2 separate regions of the Homo sapiens genome follow, and region 2 is linked to region 1. The links are chromatin contacts, found by Hi-C or POLR2A ChIA-PET in ENCODE. All regions are on one chromosome and are shown on one strand. The core of a region is the stretch at or near the end of the contact, and the rest is flanking DNA. Distances in the headings are between cores, read along the strand shown.

Region 1 (4,212 bases), core at 114-2,613:
TCCTCCCTCTCCTTCCTCCTTCTCCTTCCTCCCTACCTCCCTCTCCCTCCTCCCTCTCTTTCCTCCCTCCCTCTCCTTTCTCCCTTCCTTCTCTTCTTCCTTCAGTTAGGAAGGAAGTGCCATTACATGCCAGGCACTGGTATCAGGACAGGGGATACAAAGAAAATGCCTAATTCATGCAAGTCATTTTAGCTTGCACCCGGTATGTCTTGGATTGCTAGTTCTGAGAGAAAGGAACCAGCGCACCAGGAAGACCCTCAGGCAGCCCCATGGACAGTTCTGTGCAGAGAGGGATCCAGGCCCCCAGCCAACAGCTGGCAACAAATGCCACTCATGTGGATGAGGCCTTGGAAGTAGACCCTTCATCTCAATCAAACTTTGATGACTACAGCCTGGCCAACATCTGACTGCAGACAGGAGAGACCCCAAGCGAGGACTACCCAGCAAACTCTTCCCAAATGTATGGCTCATAGAATCTGTGTACACGATAAAGGCCCCTAAGTGCTGGGGTGATCCATCATGCAACATTCGATAACTGCAACAGACACTGAGCCCAGTGGTTGGTGCACCATCAATGCTCAGACAGTGGTGGCTGCTGCTTCTGTCAAATAACAGCAGTTCCATGTTCTGACAGATGTCCTAGATTATTCCAGGAAGTCGCATGGCTCCAGACTCCCTCCACACCCACAGTGCCCCCTGAGGAAGCCTGGCCCCACAGATGGTGACTGGCGGGAGCCATCAGACCCCCTGTCTGATTGATTGCACTTGAGTGCTAGAGAGGAGGCCATGAGAGAAAGTCACACACGTGAAACTCACACGGGAAACCACAGCCTCTGCACCTCCGCAGGACACGGCACGGTAGCTCAGCCAGAGCCTTGGCGACCTTGGGTGCCCTTCGCGAGCTCCTGCTTCCGGAGCCGGCTCTGCAGCTGTTCTTCCTCCTCTTGTGTCTCTTGTAGCTTATAATAAAAATCTCTCTCTGGGAATTTCTTTGTTCTTTGAGCATTTCTTTGTTTCTTGCAGCCTAAAAGAGCCCATCTCAAACAACAAGGGTCTGGGTGGAGGAAGGGTTAAGGACATCTTATTTAGACTCAAAGAGCCCAATCAAGCCTTCTGCCTGAATGGAATGATTTGTGCAGTTCCTCGGTGAGACAAGAAGCTGCTTCTCTGCTCTGCCTACTAAGAAGGCCTGGATTTCCATACATAAGTAGATAAACACAACGTGCTGAAGGCAGACAGGGAAAGCAAGAAAGAACACACTATTCATTAACTTCTCCGCTTCCTAATAGGATCACCACGGGCTGAGCAACATTTCTGCTTGAGTACCCCAGCACAAAGCCCTGTCTGGGCCTCAGCCACCTGGTAATTCTCAATTAGGCTCCACGGCAGCACTAACGGCTGGCTGTTGGCTCCTACAGGTAGAGCTTATTCAACAAGGGGCCCGAGCTGTATGCCCGGAGATCACGCATGCCCAGCCTGCTGGGCCACCGTGGGCGCTGGGCAGTCTCTCTGCATTTGACCCTTTCATGATGCAGCTCCCAGTTCCCTGGGGTGGGGGCTGAGGAGCCTGGCAAGCCAGTGTGGCCATCCCCAAGTTACTCAGCACCACAGGCAGCAGCATTTTACAGCACATAGGAGGGAGCAAACCTTGCAAAAATGGATCGATAGAGACTGCTTATTGAAAGAACCTTGAACAAGCACATGTGTAAGGATTGAGAATGTGGTGTCTGAACTGGCAGCATGTGCCCAGAGCAGCACAGACCTCCCAGGAAAATGAAGAGAGGAAATCGAGGTCCCAGCAGCCCCAAGGCCCTATCTTCCTGTTTCTGCAATCACAGAGTCTTCACCTTGCCTTTTGCTCAAAGCACCGGACATCAACCTGTGGGCCATTGTCCACATTTGGCTGTCTGTACCTAGACCTGCACTGATGGATGTGGCATGCTCAGAGGTGGAGCAGATTCAGGCTGTTGTCAACAATGGTTTTGAACTCACCATCATGTTCTAAGTTAAATATTCCTCCGTGCATCATCCACCTGAATGGTTGTTCTGTGATCCCTGGAACAAGAAGATAGAGCTCCAAATGGCACAACCAGATAAGCATCACCCACCCCCGCTCAAGAATTCTGTTCGAAGTGTGCTTATTCCCACCTGGGCACACAATGTACCCATACAATAAAGCTTGCTGAAGTTGCAAACCTGCCCGAACATGGGGCTCTCCTACGTGACCATGCACCTAAAGGGCTCCAATCCCTCTGCCAATCACCCTAAGAAGTTTCCAACCTGCTCCATTTGGCTGAGAATCCTTTACTGGCTCCCCATCACCAGTGTGAATTAAGTCGCACCCCCTTAGCCTTCCTCCAGAGCCTTCTCTGAATTGACCCAGCCTGGATTTCACCTGTCAGTCATTCTTTGATATCCTTGTCTGTGAGTCCCTTATCCTGAATATGCTGAGCCCCTACTGAATACGCCCTCCCACCGTGAGGCAGGATAGCGCCGTGTGGAAGGCACAGGCCTGTGGATCAGACAGACCTGGACTCTGATTACTTAATCTGTTTGAACCTCAGTTTCCTCATCTATAAATTCAAAATACTCATCATCGTCTGTGCTGTGTAGGGTTGGCAAGAGGATTACACGTCAGTCCTGGAAAGCAGGACTCAAGGCCCAGCATGCAGTGCACACTAACCACCCGTCGACACTCCAGGGCCCCCCACTCTAAGCATGCCTACTGTGTGGTGAAGTCACTGCCTTCATTGCGGTTATGGCCATCATCCTCCTCACTTCTGCCTTTCCCGTGGTGACCTGGACTCCTTCTCACCCCTTCCTGCATGGCCCCTGCTCACCCCTTCCTTTCCCAGCCTCTGCTGGAGGCTCCAAGCTCCAGATCCTGATGTAGGGCCAGCCTTGACCATGTCTGCCTGAGCCTGGATTGCTGTTCTGTGGCTGGACTTTGTGGGGATTTGCAACAGCCGAGCCTCACCATGCCCAGCTCAGAGGCCGTCCTTAGCATGAGTCCTTTCATGTGACATCATTTAATTAAGTGTTATATTGTATGGGTCTATAAATGTCCACCTGAATTTAAATCTGCCAATAAAACTAAAAATCTCCTATAAAAGGAAGACAATGATTGTGAGCAGATATGGCCAAATGCCCATAAATCAGAAGGGGTGATGTCTCCAGGCAGAGGCTGGAATTGGAGTCACTAAGTCAGGTAGGGACCATCACCCACAGCCAAGGGGCCTTTCTTTCAGATGCCACTGTGTACATTTAGGATGTGATGATCTGAAGTGTGGAACAGTCACCCCCACAGTGCATGTAGCTGAGGGCACGCCAGGACCCTGACGCCAAGCTGCCCGGCCCCACCTGGGCACTCTTCCTACCGCAGCAGAAGCGAATTTCGGGCCTAGAGGAAATCGAGCCTGTCCATCCAGGGACAAACCCAGGCCTGGTGGGCCCTGTGCGGGAGTTTCCCAGAGGTAACCTGGTACCCAGCCAGGGGCAGACAAGTAACTGTGCTGGAGTCCCTGAAGGACCAGACGAGGGTGTTTCCCAAAGCAGGGCACACGGAGGCTCCTTCACTCGTGGGTTTCTCACTGGGACCCTGAGAGGTTCTGAGAGCAGGGAGCATCCCTGGGTAAAGGAGACATGGTTGCACCTGAAAGAAGGGTGCTGGGCTGTAGAACGCTGCACAGAGGTGAGCCCAGAGCTGAGACAGATTGCACCTGGGGCCTCTGCCCTCCAGCCCGGGGCCTGTTCTCCTGGGCAAGGCAGCAAACCTTGTAGCGTAGTTCTCTGTGCCCATCCAGTCTCGAGGTCACATGTAGAAAACTGCAGTTTTCTAAGAAAAACCAGGCTTCCAGTGGGTGTAAAGCCTTGAGCTCCCAGCTGGTCCATCAAGGCTCAGACTGGTTTCCAGCACAGTCCCATGATGGGCTCAGCTCAGCACCGAGTGTGCACAGAACGCCCACGCAGTATCTCAGAAAGTGTGGAATCCAGGACTGACAAGCGTGCCCTATCTCCCTCCAGCCAGGGTTCTGGCATCCACTCAGAGAGCCTCTCAGACCCAGGGGACCTGGAAATGCTAGCCTTTCCTAATCAACCCCACCTCCCTTCCACTCCACAATCCCCCCGTCACCTTAACCATCCCACCATCCTGGCTCAGGCCCTCTGCCTCCCTGTAGAGCTGTTTATACCCATGACTTTCCTCTTCCTGGA
Region 2 (4,127 bases), core at 742-3,241, 130 kb after region 1:
CAAACTCCTTCTAAATAAATAAATAAATAAATAAATACAGTCGTGTGTTGCTTAAAGACAGGAATATGCTCTGAGAAATGCACCTGTGGGTGATTTTATGGCTATGTGAACATCACAGGGTGCACTCACACACACCTGGGCGGCACAGCCTCCTACACACCGAGGCTATGTGGTATGGCCAGTTGCTCCTGGGCCATGCACCTGTTCAGTGTGTGACTGTATAGATCCTGCAGGAGACTGCAGCACAATGGCAAGTACTGTGCCATCTAAACAAAGAAAAGGCACAGTGAAGGTGGAGCGTCCTAATCTCAGGAGACGACCTTTGTTTGTGAGGTCTATTATTGAGAGAAATCTCATTTAATGGCACGTGATTGTCAGTAGGTAGGTAGATAGGTAGGTAGATAGACGGATAGATAGTTGAATAGATAGGCAGATAGATGATAGATAGATTGATAGATAGATAGACGGATAGATAGATAGATGGATGGATACATAGACTGATAGACTGACAGACAGACGATAGATTGACAGACAGACGGATAGGTAGATGGATAGGCAGACAGACAGATAGATGGATAGATAGATTGACAGACAGATAGATAGATAGATAGATAGACAGACGGATAGACAGATAGATGGATAGATAGATGGATAGATAGACTGATAGATAGACGGATAGATAGACGGATAGGTAGATAGATGGATAGATAGACGGATAGACAGGCGGATAGATAGACAGACGGATAGATAGATGGATAGATAGATGGATAGATGATAGATAGATAGATAGATAGATAGATAGATAGATAGATAGATAGACATTGTTTCTTTTTATTGGCATCAGCAGAGTCTGAAATGAGAACTACAGAAACAATCCCAGCCCCCAGCCCCCAGCCAGAAGGAACCTGAAGTTTCAGGGCTAAGGAGCAGATGTGTTGCCAGGAAACTTAACCCCCACACCAGCCTCAGCCTCAGATGCAGCCTGTGTTTAGTGGAGCTGGCTTAAAAAAAAACACATAATAAAGCAGGGATGGTAGGGGGTGCTGATTCCTTGAGTATTTGCTGGAAGCATGAGTAATCATGGCTCAGTGAAGTGACACTGAAATGCTGTTTTCCCTTTATTGTCATTAACGTTGATAGCGGTGACAACCCCCAGTCCTGTGTTTCTGTGGCGTGCATGTGTCAGAACTCCCAGAACTTTACCAGCAGCCGCTCTTCTGTGCAATGCGCAGAGCAGTGGGTGGGAGAAGGCGTCTCAGGTCCTCATCCCAGGGCTTGGCAGGAAAACGGGGCTGGATCGGATTCAGGAGACCAGCTCCCTCTACCTGTTTCTGCTCCCCTTTACCCAGGCAGCCTTGGGTGAGACACAGGTCGTCCCAGAACCTCAGTGTCATCCTCTGTAAAATGAAGAAATTGGATGCCACCCTTAGGAAAATCTTTCTGGTTATGATATTCTGTGTATGAGCCACTAACTGAATAACTGAAGTCAGACAAACTCCCGTTGTCTAAATTATCTGAAAAATCTCAGGCTGTGAAGCTGAACAGATGGATGAATTTAATAAATGCATCAAGGATCGTTGCTATGGCAGTTTCGTGATCTGTAAAATGGGTTTCATGATGACCTTTTTGGGCATTCTAAGATTCAGAGCAATGAAATTTTCAAAGCTCTCAGCTCAGTGCTAGGCACATGGTAGACAGGAAGTCAAACTCAGCTGTTGTTCAAGCTGGATTCATGTCCAGACCCTGCCACCAAATCGCCAGGTAGTTCCCCCGTGAGAGAAGGTGAATTCTGCTCAGTCTCCCCAGTCCCCAGTCCAGCAAGGGTTCTGAGCACAGTGAGGTTGGGGACGCCTGTTCAGGAGCTGAGCTCTGGTCTCTGAGCTTCATTCTGGGCTGAGCTGGCTGTGAGACCCCAGCTGTGTGTCTTCAACAGTCAAAACACCTGTTTGTCCAATGTCGGCCCTCAGGAAGGAGGGTGTTAGGTCTAACCCCAGGGCCTCCCCACCCACCAGCCTGCTGTGGGACGATGGTTTCAGTGGTTTATTCACAACCACAGTGATGTCTCCACTCACAGCTGCCTTCCCTCTCTGCCTTTCCCCACAGCAGGGAGTGGCAGTGACACTGCTCCATGGAACACCTGAAACATTTTCTTTTTCTTTGAGACAGAGCCTCACTCTGTTGCCCAGGCTGGAGTGCAGTGGTGCGATCTCGGCTCCCTGCAGCCTCCACCTCCCTGGATCAAGCGATTTTCCTGCCTCAGCCTCCCAAGTAGCTGGGATTACAGGCGCCTGCCACCAAACCCATATAATTTTTTTTTTTTTTTTGGTATTTTTAGTAGAGATGGGGTTTCGCCATGTTGGCCAGGCTGGTCTCGAACTCCCGACCTCAGGTGATCCACCCGCCTCGGCCTCCCAAAGTGCTGGGATTACAGGCGTGAGCCACCGTGTCAGGCTACCTGAAATATTTTCAATCCCCAACTTCTGTTTTTGCGGAATGGCAACCATTCAGTGACCTGAGCTTAGATCTCCTGAACCGGCGTCCCAAACCTCACTGTGCTCGGGATGCTTGCTATACAGGGAACTGGGACACTGGGCAGAATTCACCTTCTCTCACAGGGGAGCAAAGTTGCTCGGCAATTTGGTGGCAGGGCCTGGACGTGAATTCAGCTTGAACAGCCACTGACTTTGATTTCCTGTCTACATGTGCCTGGCACTGAACTGAGTGCTACGAAGGTCTCATTGCTTTGAATCTTATAAGCCATTTCTTCCCATTATAAAAACATATAGAAGTTAGTCTAAGAAACCCATGAATTTGTGCTAGGGAGTGGATTCAGAGCCCAGGAGCCCAGAAAGGTGAGCTCCTGGGTGACTCCAAGGACCAGGGTCCTCTCCTGGCCTCCGCTCTGCATTTGACAGTGAGGAGCTTCCCAGAACTCTTTCTGCCAAAGCCACGTCCACCCCCGGCATGGGATTCTGGGTCTGAGCAGAGGGGACCCTCGGACTTCCTTGAGGCCTGTGCCTGGTAGCAGCCTCATAACCAGCTCCAAGGTTTTTCTTTTTGAATGTGTACAAGTGATGCTCTCTGACGCCCAAATGCTCTCATCTCGATGCTTGGTGTCAGTTTTAAATTTGATTTCCATGACATAGAGCTTTGGACATAGGATGAGAGTTACCCCTAAGTGTGGGATGCAGCTCAGGAGATACCATTATTAAAAACATCAGTCCACGCATACACACGGCTTCTCTCTTCATGCTCCTTCCTGACAGGAAGCCCGGGCAAGATGTATTCTTATTCTTTCACTATTGTTGCTACTCCTGTCTTTCCCTTCCCACACTGAGGTTCAGCGCTGTCTACACTGGGGGGTGCCCTCTGCTCCCTGAGCTGGAGGTAAGTCTCATTTCTTGTAGTGGGTTGAATGATGATTCCCAAAATACCACGTCCACATTGTAGCCCCTGGGACCTGTGAATCTGAGCTTATTTGGTGAAAAGGTCCTTGCAGATGCAATTAAGAATCTTGTGGGCGGGCACAGTGGCTCGCACCTGTAATCCCAGCATTTTGGGAGGCTGAGGCAGGTGGAACAACTGAGTCCAGGAGTTCGAGACCAGCCTGGCCAACATGGTGAAATCCCATCTCTACTAAAAATATAAAAATTAACTGGACATGGTGGTGCATGCCTGTAATTCCAGCTACTCAGGAGGCTGAGGCAGGAGAATCTCTTAACCTGGGAGGCAGAGGTTGCAGTTAGCCGAGATCGTGCCATTACACTCCAGCCTGGGCAACAGAGCAAGATCTTGTCTCACAAAAAAAAAAAAAAAGAGTCTTGTGATGAGCTCATCTGGATTAGGGTGGGTCCTAAATCCAATGACAAGCGTCCCTAGAAAAGATGGGGAGAAGCACAAGGGGAGGCCACATGAAGATGGAGACAGAGATGGGGGTGGTGCCTCTACAGGCCTGAAGTACCCAGAAGCTGGAAAGGGGCCTGGAATAGACTTTCCCTCAGAGCCTGCAGACGGAGACAACCCTGCCGTCACCTCCATCTGGGGTTTCTAGCCTTCAGAACTGTGAGGGAGTCCATGCCTGTTGTTTTAACACCACCTTGTTTGGGTTAATTTATTAGGGCAGCTGT

The links. A loop is a pair of places that touch in the nucleus more often than their neighbours do. ChIA-PET counts read pairs that join two places held with the same protein, here RNA polymerase II (POLR2A). Pooled maps may share reads with other maps.
Region 2: a loop to region 1 is called in a map with no recorded cell type, with 14 times the contacts of the local background. The contact joins two enhancer-like sites. A Hi-C loop is called at or near these places in 12 of 37 single-sample maps with no recorded cell type and 4 of 50 pooled maps. POLR2A ChIA-PET finds 5 or more read pairs at or near these places in 1 of 52 experiments (B cell).

What each region holds. Positions count from the first base shown.
Region 1 is chr22:47,917,896-47,922,107 of GRCh38, forward strand. No RefSeq gene overlaps it. Among named protein-coding and RNA genes, the nearest start is that of EPIC1, 290 kb to the left of the region's middle. Within about 2 kb of position 1,364, at least 2 of the 41 ENCODE cell types and tissues checked have a DNase peak (open chromatin) inside an H3K27ac peak, as active enhancers do.
Region 2 is chr22:48,043,605-48,047,731 of GRCh38, forward strand. LOC124905150 (a long non-coding RNA gene) reads right to left here. Exons shown (of 2, transcript XR_007068162.1): 2 at 1,106-1,397. Among named protein-coding and RNA genes, the nearest start is that of MIR3201, 230 kb to the right of the region's middle. Within about 2 kb of position 1,992, at least 2 of the 41 ENCODE cell types and tissues checked have a DNase peak (open chromatin) inside an H3K27ac peak, as active enhancers do.